2 separate regions of the Homo sapiens genome follow, and region 2 is linked to region 1. Evidence: read pairs that join two places in POLR2A ChIA-PET (ENCODE). Cell type or tissue: MCF 10A. All regions are shown on one strand. Links, peaks and the distances in the headings refer to the core of each region. The heading gives the core; the rest is flanking DNA. Region 1 overlaps ARHGAP10 (Rho GTPase activating protein 10). Region 2 overlaps TMEM184C-DT (TMEM184C divergent transcript).

What was found. ChIA-PET counts read pairs that join two places held together with the same protein. Peaks named below come from ENCODE experiments on the same cell type or tissue, not always from the same donor. Only the 100,000 strongest peaks of a DNase experiment are listed, where the experiment ranks them.
Region 2: POLR2A ChIA-PET joins it to region 1 with 5 read pairs; 4 of 35 experiments call an interaction of 5 or more read pairs at or near these places.

The regions. Positions count from the first base shown.
Region 1 is chr4:147,750,964-147,756,344 of GRCh38, reverse strand. The region is part of intron 1 of ARHGAP10 (Rho GTPase activating protein 10); the gene reads right to left. Among named protein-coding and RNA genes, the nearest start is that of ARHGAP10, 22 kb to the right of the region's middle. In MCF 10A, for the core only: no CTCF peak of the experiment used is centred there; a DNase peak (open chromatin) is centred at 2,194.
Region 2 is chr4:147,606,217-147,611,597 of GRCh38, reverse strand. TMEM184C-DT (TMEM184C divergent transcript) reads left to right here. Exons shown (of 2, transcript NR_186679.1): 2 at 1,637-4,879. Among named protein-coding and RNA genes, the nearest start is that of TMEM184C-DT, 8.3 kb to the left of the region's middle. In MCF 10A, for the core only: no CTCF peak of the experiment used is centred there; no DNase peak of the experiment used is centred there.

The DNA of each region.
Region 1 (5,381 bases), core at 109-5,108:
CAGCCATTCCAATATTTTATACTCCCCCCACCACCCACACCTTCCTCTACAACAAGGGCTGGACCACAAACAAATTTTTCCCAGACTTACTTGGGGCTAGGGAGAGCAATTAAGAACTGCGGCCCATGAGGTATTAGCAGAAGCTGACTGGAGAGTCCTGGGAAAGCCTTGGATACAGATCCTCCCTTTCTTTTTTTTCTTTTTTTTTTTTTTTGCCTCCTAGTAAGTGGGTGGGTGTAATGACTAGGCCATCTTGCAACCATGAGGAAAAAGGCAAGAAATTTTTAGAATCCTCACCACTGACAACTAGCCAGCAACCACCTACTATTGACTTATTATGTGACAGAAAAAAAAAATTACCAACAGGGTCAAGGTCTAAAAGCCAGTTGATAACTGGCTATTCTGTTACATGCAGCTCTTCTGTTACATTCATTACTGATGCATTGCTCCTCAACACATATGTGAAATAATACAAAACAAGGACAAAATACACAGCAAACAGCCACAGAGGCTGACTCATAATGCACTACACACACACACCCACAACCACTCACACACACCCACACCCCACCTTCTTTCGTGATAGTCCAGCTTCTAAAAGAGCCAAATAGAAAAATATCACCTACACTATATAAGGGCAAGAGAAGGACAAGAGGCAGTATCTATTTAACTGTGTTTATAAGAGCAAAAGTACAGCTACTTCCTAAAATATTCCAGCAGCTCGCCAAAGAAAAGGCCAATGATGTTAGTGTTTTCCAAAACAGCCCTCTCTTTCTTCTTGATAACATGGAACTGGTATTTTTTTTTCTTTCCCTTTTTTTGAGACGGAGTTTCACTCTTGTTGCCCAGGCTGGAGTGCAATGGCGTGATCTCGGCTCACCGCAACCTCCGCCTCCTGAGTTCAAGCGATTCTCCTGCCTCAGCCTCCCGAGTAGCTAGGGTCCCTTCCTGTTTACAAACAGTCAGATGGAACAAAACACCTTGCAGTTTTCTAGAATGAATTAACTGGGAAGAAATGCCATGAACACAGAACGCCCAGACTGAGTTGATCACAAAAGACTGGTTATGTAAGAGAAAATTTAACAAGTAAAAATAAGTAAAAATTTTAATGAGAACAAAATGATATTTTTGTTCTTAAAATAACAAAAACTTCAAATGTTACATCTTTGGTTTTACTTAAATAATAAGTTTGCTTTTATTATATCCTTATTGTTTGGAATGTTTTTAAAGCAGTCATTTTGAAAGAATTTTTTTTTTTTTTTGAGACGGAGTTTCACTCTTGTCGCCCAGACTGTAGTGCAACTGCGCAGTCTCGGTTCACTGCAACCTCCATTTCCTGGGTTCAAGCAATTCTCCTGCCTCAGCCTCTCAAGTAGCTGGGACTATAGGCGTCCGCTAATTTTTGCATTTTTTAGTAGAGACAGGGTTTCACCATGTTGGTCAGGCTGGTCTCGAGCTCCTGACCTCAGGTGATCCAGCCGCCTCCACCTCCCAAAGTGCTGGGATTACAGACGTGAGCTACCACGCCCAGCCGGATTTTAATATTTCTTCAGGGACTTCATTATAATTCTAACAGAAGAATGTACAACTTATGTAGCAAAATCATTTATATTTGTCTTTTTCCTGTTATTTTGCTTTATGTTAAACAAATTCAGTGCTAATGCACATGTGTAACAGTAAAATTTCACCCAAATTCTCTAGCTGGTGAAAGACAAAAAAAAAAATTGAATACAATTACATTCAGTATGTTGAATATAAACTATCATCAAGGAAAGACAACAGAAATTCATCCAAAGGAACTAAATTTCTAACAACCCCCACTGAGCTTTTCTTTCTATCTGGAGGCAGTTTGGGGCCCTCAGTAGTTTTGAACACTATCCCAACTGTGCCCCAGAACACTGACTCCTTTCTAAGCCTGTCTTAACGTTCTGAAGTTTCATCAACTCAACTAAGGCCAAAACAGCTTTCTAGCCCCTTTCACCTCCTGTGCATCAAAGTACTCAGCAGGAATTTGCAAGAGGAACTACAATAGCAACAAATGGTATGGAGTTACTTACAAAAGGCATCGTATGCCTTATGTAAATGACACCTGGAAACAGAACAAGAATTAAAGGCCCTGAATTCCCTCAACTTGCATCTGCTTCTTAGCTTAACCTAAATAAACATTCTAGACTTCTGGGACTTCCAACTCAAACATTCCAGGAGCCAGATGGGTACTGACTCAGTGCCTATGAGCAAGGCACTGTTCTAGACACTGCTGGAGGACGAAAGACAGACACTGCCCTCAGTAAGCCAGGAGTTTACTGGAACCTGGAACACAGGCAAGGTGAGGGGTATCAAAGTTTTTAGGAACGTTAGGTCTTTCTTAGAACGAGTAGTAGCAGATGAATGGAAGCCCCAAACTATGAAATAATGTCACATCATCTTTGCTCAATTTGTTAATCTCTCTAACCACAAATTAAGCATCAAGAGGAAGGACTCTCATACATGTGGAATTATTAAACGGTGCAGCCTCAATACTCTCTCACTCTCATCCCAATGTAAATTTTCAACATTCATGAATACGTGAGCATCATGAAAATAGTTTCGAAAGGGGAAAAAAATCATTCTCTCAAATATAATTTTCTCATTTACTGGTTCATTTCCTTAATTACTTGTTCACTGCAAACAAACATAAGAAAATTGACTTCAGGCCAGGGGCAGTGGCTCACGCCTGTAATCCCAGCACTCTGGGAGGCTGAGGCAGGCAGATCACCTGAGGTCAGGAGTTCAAGACCAACCTGGCCAACATGGTGAAACTCCATCTCCACTAAAAAAAAAAAAAAACCAAAAAATTAGCCAGGTACGGTGGTGCACACCTATAGCCCCAGCTACTCAGGAGGCTGAGGCAGGAGAATCGCTTGAACCCAGGAGGCAGAGGTTGTAGTGAGCCGAGATCACATCACTGTACTCCAGCCTGGACAACAGACTGTGTCTCAAAAAAAAAAAAGAAAAGAAAAGAAAATTGACTTCAGAGTAAACTCAACACTAGAAATGAGCTTCCTGAACTGACAGGACAGAGCAGATATATCTAAGTGGCCGCTGCAGGCATGTTTCATGTTTCCTTATCTATGGTGTAAGAAGGTTGGACATTCCTTCCAGCTCCAACACAGCAGTCAGGAGACGAGTTTTATTTCCAGCTTTCCATACGCAAATTGAGGTTTACTAAATTCAGTATTTACTGGCTAAACTCTGAAATGTTTTAAAACTGACTACAGTGTCTTCACTGATACTATTACTTTGCCATATGACTTTGGACAAAATTCTTAACCTTCTGGGTAGCAGGCTCCTCATAGGTGAATCTGGAGAAAATTTACTTCAGATTAAATACATTGAGAATACCATCACCAAAGAGAATAAAAATACTTCTAAAAATAAAAGGAATGGCTATTATTTGGGAAGAAAATAAAATGGCAACACAGGCATGAGATAAGCAGCAAATTTAATCAAAGGCCCAGATCAGCATTAATAGTAAAGCAGGCCAGGTGCGGCAGCTCACGCCTGTAATCCCGGCACTTTGGGAGGCCAAGGTGGGAGGATCACTTGAGGTCAGGAATTTGAGACCAGCCTGGCCAACATGGCAAAACTCCGTCTCTACTAAAATACAGAAATCAGCCAGGCATGGCGGCGCACACCTGTAATTCCAGCTACTCGGGAGGCTGAGGCACAAGAATCACTTGAGCCCAGGAGGTGGAGGTTGCAGTGAGCCAAGATCACGCCAGCCTAAGCAACAAATGAGACCCCGTCACCAAAAAAAAAAAAAAGATCAAACTGTGAGTACAGATTAAACCTGTGTACCCTCTATTAAATCATTAACAGTAACATTACTTTTTAAAGTCTGCTTTGTTTAAAAGCAAACAATAGCGTTTTTTTCAATTTTTTGTAATGCAAATAAAATAGCACAGCCACTATTCCAGATTATATGAAAATGACTTCCTTTCCTATAACTTTTAATAGCTTAAAGGAAGTTTCTATCACTTGATAGAAAATTTTTAATTTCCCGAAAGTAAGCTTTGCAGACATTACAACCCCACGACTTTACACAAGATAACACCCCAAATCAGATCTGTGAAATACTGTATCAATGACAATAATGCATGCTCTTCTATAATACTAAAGGCTTGGCCAGGCGTTGTGGCTCATGCCTGTAATTCCAGCACTTTGGGAGGCCAAGGCAGGCAGATCATGAGGTTAGGAGATCAAGACCATCCTGGCCAATATGGTGAAACCCTGTCTCTACTAAAAATACAAAATTAGCTGGGTGTGGTGGCGCACGCCTATAGTCCTAGCTACTCAGGAGGCTGAGGCAGGAGAATTGCTTGAACCTGGGAGTCAGAGGTGGCAGTGAGTCGAGATCATGCCACTGCACTCCAACCTGATGGCAGAGCAACACTCCATCTTAAAAAAAAAAAAAAAAAAAAACTAAAGGCTTCAGAAAGTGTATAACTTGCAGGAGCCTCAGCTACCTAGATGAGTACCCTCGGGCAAATGTCAACCTCTCTAAACCCACGTTCTTAAATTGCAAAATGGCAATTATTACGAGATTAACTATCAGAGGACTGCTGTGAGAAATGCTAACTCCTGTGAAAACACTGGGCACAGTCTCTGAAACACAAGTGCTCCAAAAAAAGCAAAAAAAGGCCAGGTGCAGTGGCTCACACCTGTAATCCCAGTACTTTAGGGGGCCGGAGGTAGGCACATCACTTGAGGCCAGGAGTTCAAGACCAGCCTGGCCAACATGGTGAAACCCCATCTCTACTAAAAATACAAAAAAAATGGCCAGGCGTGGTAGCATGCGCCTGTCATCCCAGCTACTCAGGAGGCTGAGACAGGAGAATTGCTTGAACCCAGGAGGCGGAGGTTGCAGTGAGCCGAGATCACGCCACTGCACCCTGGCCTGGGTGGAAGAACAAGACTCTGTCTCAAAAAAAAAAAAACAACAACTATTATCTACTCCTACTACAAACACCACCATTATTATCATTAATTCCAGTAAACTTGTTTTAGTACTTCTCAGATAATGTTTAACAATAGCTAAACTTATATATCAGGTCAATTAAAATCTAACATCTCTAATCTAAAACAATAGTGATCTACTCATTGTTTGTTTTTTTTGTTTTTGGTTTTGAGGTGGCGTCTCACTCGGTTGCCCAGGCTGGAGTGCAGTGGCCAGATCTGGGCTCACTGCAACCTCTGCCTTCCGGGTTCAAGAGATTCTCCTGCCTCAGCCTCCCACGTAGATGGGACTATAGGCACGCACCATCACACCCGGCTAATTTTTATATTTTTTAGCAGAGATGGGGTTTCACCATGTTGATCAGGCTAGTCTCCAACTCCTGACC
Region 2 (5,381 bases), core at 159-5,158, 140 kb after region 1:
GGAAAAATATTTTTATACTGAGACAAATTCTTTTAGGATTTAAATCAAAATTATTATGCACTGTATTTGTCCATTAGATGCTAGCCTGTGGTGATCCCCATAGAAAGAAGGCTTTGACTTACACAAGGTAAAGAGAATTCATGGGGAATTTTGTCCTAGTGTGGAGGAGTTTTCTTCTTTGAACATGAGGAGTGGTCTCTATGAAGTTTGAGTTTTACCTTTACTTTGTTTGTGTATTTAAGGCTGTTGAGCATCCTTGTGTAAACTCATGAACACCTGTTCTAGATGGTTTTCTATGGGTGGGATGTGTGTGTTCGCATGCCTGTGTAACTCCTCCCACACTGTAAAAGGAATGTTCTGTGCATGCAAAGCTCTGAATAGAGTCCATCAGGCTTGGGCCATAAATGGTGCCTCTACTTATGAGGTATCCTTACTATGTAGAGGTAGAACTAGATATTTTTCTCCAATAGTATAAATTCTATGATTTGCATTTTCCAATTTTCTTGTTTGGGAAATGAGAGGGAAACAGAAGAGCAAGGTCTTTGTTTTTTCTCTTCTTGCTTCATCCTCTCCCTGGAACCATGTGTAGGTCAGGATATAAGAATCTGGCAATTGCCCTAGAACCAAGCTTTTAAAATGCTCTCTATTCTCAGAAATACCGCTTTGTGATCAATGTCCCCAGGGAAGAAGATTTAAGGGGAAAAGTATCTTATCTGATGTATAAGATACATCTGTTTTCCATTGTCACCAGAACAAATGAACACAAACTTAGTGGCTTAAGTAATGCATATTTAGTATCTTACAGTGCTGGAGGTCAGAAGTCTAACATGGATTTAAAAGGGCTAAAACCAAGGGGTCAGCAGGCTGCATTCCTTTCTGGAGGTTGTAGGGGAGAACCTATTTCCTTGCTCATTGAAGTCAGTGGCAGAATTCAGTTCCCTGCAGTTGTAGGACTGAGGCCCCGCTTTCTTTCCTGGCTGTCAGCTGAGGGTCATTCATAGCTTCTAGAGAATGTCCACACTCTTTGGTTCATGGTCAGTCCCCTTCCTCCACCTTCAAAGCCAGCAACAGAGAGTGGAGTCCCTTTCATGTAATATCCCTTCTTCTTCATCTTATACTCCTAAGGACCCACGTGATTAGATTGAGCGCACTCAGATGATCCAAGATATTTTCCCCAATTCTTCTTTGTTATTGGTTGATTGACTGTACAAATGGGTCTTGCTATGTTACTCAGGCTGGTCTCAAACTCCTGGGCTCAAGCAATCCTCCTGCCTCAGTCTCCCAAAGTGCTGGGATTACAGATGTAAGCCACTGTGCCTGGTCAATGTCTTAATCTCAAGGTTCTTAACTTTAACCATGTCTACAAAATCCCTTTCTGCTCTGTGAGGTAACATATGCACAGTTTCTGGAATTGGGACATGGACATCTTTTGGGGGAGGATGGTCATTATCCTGCTTACCACACTGGTGATGTTAAAAAAAATAAGTCTTCAATTTTCAATCATTCCACAGGTCTCAGTTTTGTATATTGTGTATTAATATCCAGAGCTCCTTTTCCTATGCTAAATTTAGACTTTTCTACATACACTGATAAGCATTCGAAGACAATTCTTTTTTTTTTTTTTTTTTTGAGACAGGGTCTTGCTGTGTTGACCAAGTTGGAGTGCAGTGGCATGATCTCAGCTCATTGCAACCTCTGCCTCCTGAGTTCAAGCATTCTCCTCTCTCAGCCTCCCAAGTAGCTGGGACTACAGGCATGTACCACCACACCTGGGTAATTTTTGTAATTTTTTAGTAGAAATGGGGTTTCACCATGTTGACCAGGCTGGCCTTGAACTCTTGACCTCAAGTGATCCACCCACTTCGGCCTCCCGAAGTGCTGGGATTACAGGCGTGAGCCACCACATCTAGCTGACAATTCTTTTATAATATTTAATTATATAGAATAAAGGGAGAGAAATAGTGAGGGGGGATATGGAAATGAGTTTTACTTTTCCTCCCAAAGTGGAAGAAAATAACAACAATCTGTGAACATGTTTAAATGCTGATGGGAAGGAACTGGTAGAGAAGGAGAGCTGAATGTGGGGAACTGGAAATTATTCCTTGAATCTGTTCTTCCTTTCTGTCATAGTAAAAGAGTTTTAGTTAGGCACCTGGCCATCCAGCTAGAAACTACATTTCCCAAACTCCTTGCAACTAATGGTCTGAATAGTGACTAGGTTCCCCTAGTAATGCACTCTCTTGGTATGCTGGAAGGCAGAATGAGGTATCCAGCACAGTTGTGGTCTTCCGGTGGAATGCTAGGGTTCAGCATTCAGAAACTTGTGGCAGTGGCTTTTAAATTTGTCTCTTTAAAGCCCTGTTATTAGCAACCAGCTCTGCTACTACCTAGCAGGAGGTTTGGAGAACACCTCTTCACCAAGCACTGGGGAAGGGGCCTTCCTTGGTAGCTGTCCTCTGACTTCCAGAGAAGACAATGGAAATGCTGCAAAAATGGCATGTCCCAATTACAACGAGAAAATGGGATTCCAGAGAGGTAGAGGGTAGGTGGGAGTTGTTAATAGACAAAGACAAATTTATGTGCAGTTAGCACAATGCATCATGGAGAAGGAATGGTCATAGGAGTGTTTTGACATGAAATCAAGGGGCAGCTTACTGAGGTCCACTGAGTAGACCTAGACCTCTAGGACTACTGGGCAGAAACAAACTAGACACCATGTTAGGATTCATGGCTTCCTACCAGAGTCTCAGAACTCAGCCAGTGGACGGATGAAGCCCCTCAACAGAGATGGAGGCCAGTTGCCTCTGAAGAAGAACTCTGTACTTTAGCCATAGTGTATCCAGTGGATTTCCTCCCAAGTCTTCCACAGGGTGACCTGGAGCTATTCACCCAGGGGTCTGTGGACGGGGAGAAGGGAATATAAAACCTACTGGGAAGTATCACATACTGGCTCTGATTTTACACTTATGCCACAGACCAAAAACATTACAATCATCTGCCAAAGTAGGGCTTATGGATGTCAGGTGTTAGATGAATTTGTGGCTCCAATTCATGTAACAGTGGACCTACTGGGATTGCAGGCCCATCCAGTGTATATTATCCCAGTCCCAGGATATCTGGTGGGAATACATACACACACACACACACACACATATGCATACAGGTACACATACACATGCATGTACACATACACATGTACATGCATATGCATACACATATAGTTGGTAACTAGCAGGATACCATTCTGGTTCCCTGTCCTGTTGAGTGAAGGCTACTATGAAAGGAAGGACTATCTAGGGCCACTGGAGCTCTTCCCAAACAATTCACCAAGCTACTAAACAGTAAGTGATCCTGCTAGGGGAATTGTAGAAATTACTGCTGCCATAAAGACCTTGAGAGAAGCAGGGGTAGTAATTCCTACTATATCTGCATAAAACTTTTCTGTTTGGCTGGAACAAAAGCCTAACGGGCCTTGAAAATGACAGTGGATTATTGCAAACCTAATCAGGTGGTGAAGTTAGTTGCAGCTATGGTTTTGGATACAGGATATTTACTGAAACAAATGATCCCCCCAGGCACCTGACATACAACTGTTGTCCTGAAAATGCGTTCTTTCCCATCCTAACCAGTAGGCAAAATCAGAAGCAGTTTGCATTTATATAGCAGAGACAAGGGTATATCTTTATTGTATTCTGTGGAACATCACACGAGTTCTTTACATTGATAAGCATGTTGTTTGTTGGACCTAGTGAGAAGGAAGTAGAAAATATATATGCTAAGGGTGGGAGATAAACCCTCTGAAAGTTCAGGGCCCTGCCACCACTTTGGTGACGTGTGAAAAGAGGCCAGTGGTTTGTAGCATGTTAGGAAATCACAAATGGCAGGACTTTGCACCCTCCACCACAAAGAAAAAGGCACTGTATTTGATAAGCCTCTGGATTTTGGTGACAACATATACCACATTTGGGCATGCTGCACTAACCTACTTAGGAAATAACCTATAAGCTTCCAGTCTTAAGGAAGTCCTGGAACAAGAATAAGACCTGCAGCATGTCCAGGCTGGGTTGAAAGTTGACATGCCACTTGAGTCTTATGACCTAATGGATTCAATGGCATTGGAACTGTAGCATGGCAGCAGAGATGCTGTTTGGAGACTCTGGCAAGTCCCAGAACAAAGCACTTGGTGGTCTAGTGACTGGACAACCTAAAACACCTACCACAAACTAACTATCATCTGATCACAACCATAAAACTGGGCATGCCCAGTAGTATTCCATTGTAAAATGGAAATGGCAATTACGAGACGCAGCCCTAACAGGTCCAGAAGGTACCGATAAACTATTTTGTAAACTGAGCATGAGCACAAGGCTCAGACTCATGTCTTATTGTGAGTTGGTATCAATTCAGACATACTGTCACCTGAAACCTGAAATATTAGTATAGTTACATTTAAGATGTGGGAAGTTGGGAGGGAGAAACAACTAAATAACACAAAATACAGTGACTACAATCCTCCAAGTTGAAAACTGTATGAATATTGTAACTTTTCATCACCTTTGACAGCTCTAAGTTACATGGTTGTGATGCTCACACATATCTAGTTTTTTTTCTCCTCTTAGAAACCTGAAAGATTACACTTTGCTGTCCTCCTCGCAGTTGGGGCCATGTGGTCCTGGCCAATAGGTTATGAGGTGAAGTCACATATATCACTTTCAGGCTGAAGTATTTAATTGCTGGTGTAATAATCTCTTGCACTCTCTTCTCTTACTTCGGCAAATCTTGCTATCTGGAGCAGCTGGAGTGATCCTAGATGACTGAAACGTGTAATGTGTTGGTCAACACTAAATAAAGTCAAAGTACTTAAAAATCTTTCCTTTTATTTTTAGTTGATGCATAATAATTGTCTATATTTATGTGATATTTTGATACATGTATACAATGTGTAACGATCAAATCAGTGTAATCGGCATATTCATCACCTCCAGCATTTATCATTTCTTTGTGCTGTGAACATTCAAAATTCTGTCTTCTAGCTTTTTGAAAATATACAATAAATCATAGTTAACTATTTTCACCCTAATGTCTGCAGAACACCAGAACTCATTCCTCCTCTCTAGCTGTAATTTTGTATTCATTAACTAACCTCTCCCCTCCTCCTCTCCCACCTGCCTTTTCTAGCTTTTAATATCCACAATTCTACTCTCTGCTTCTATGAGCCTACATATGAAAGAGAAGATAAGGTGCTAAAATTTCCTTGGCATAACATAGAGGGAGAAATGTAAAGATTTTGGAAATAAAGATACTAGAGTAGATTTTTCATGTGTAGCCCACCCAATCACCCTCCCTCTAACGTTATCTCCCCAAGAAGGGGCCTGATATAT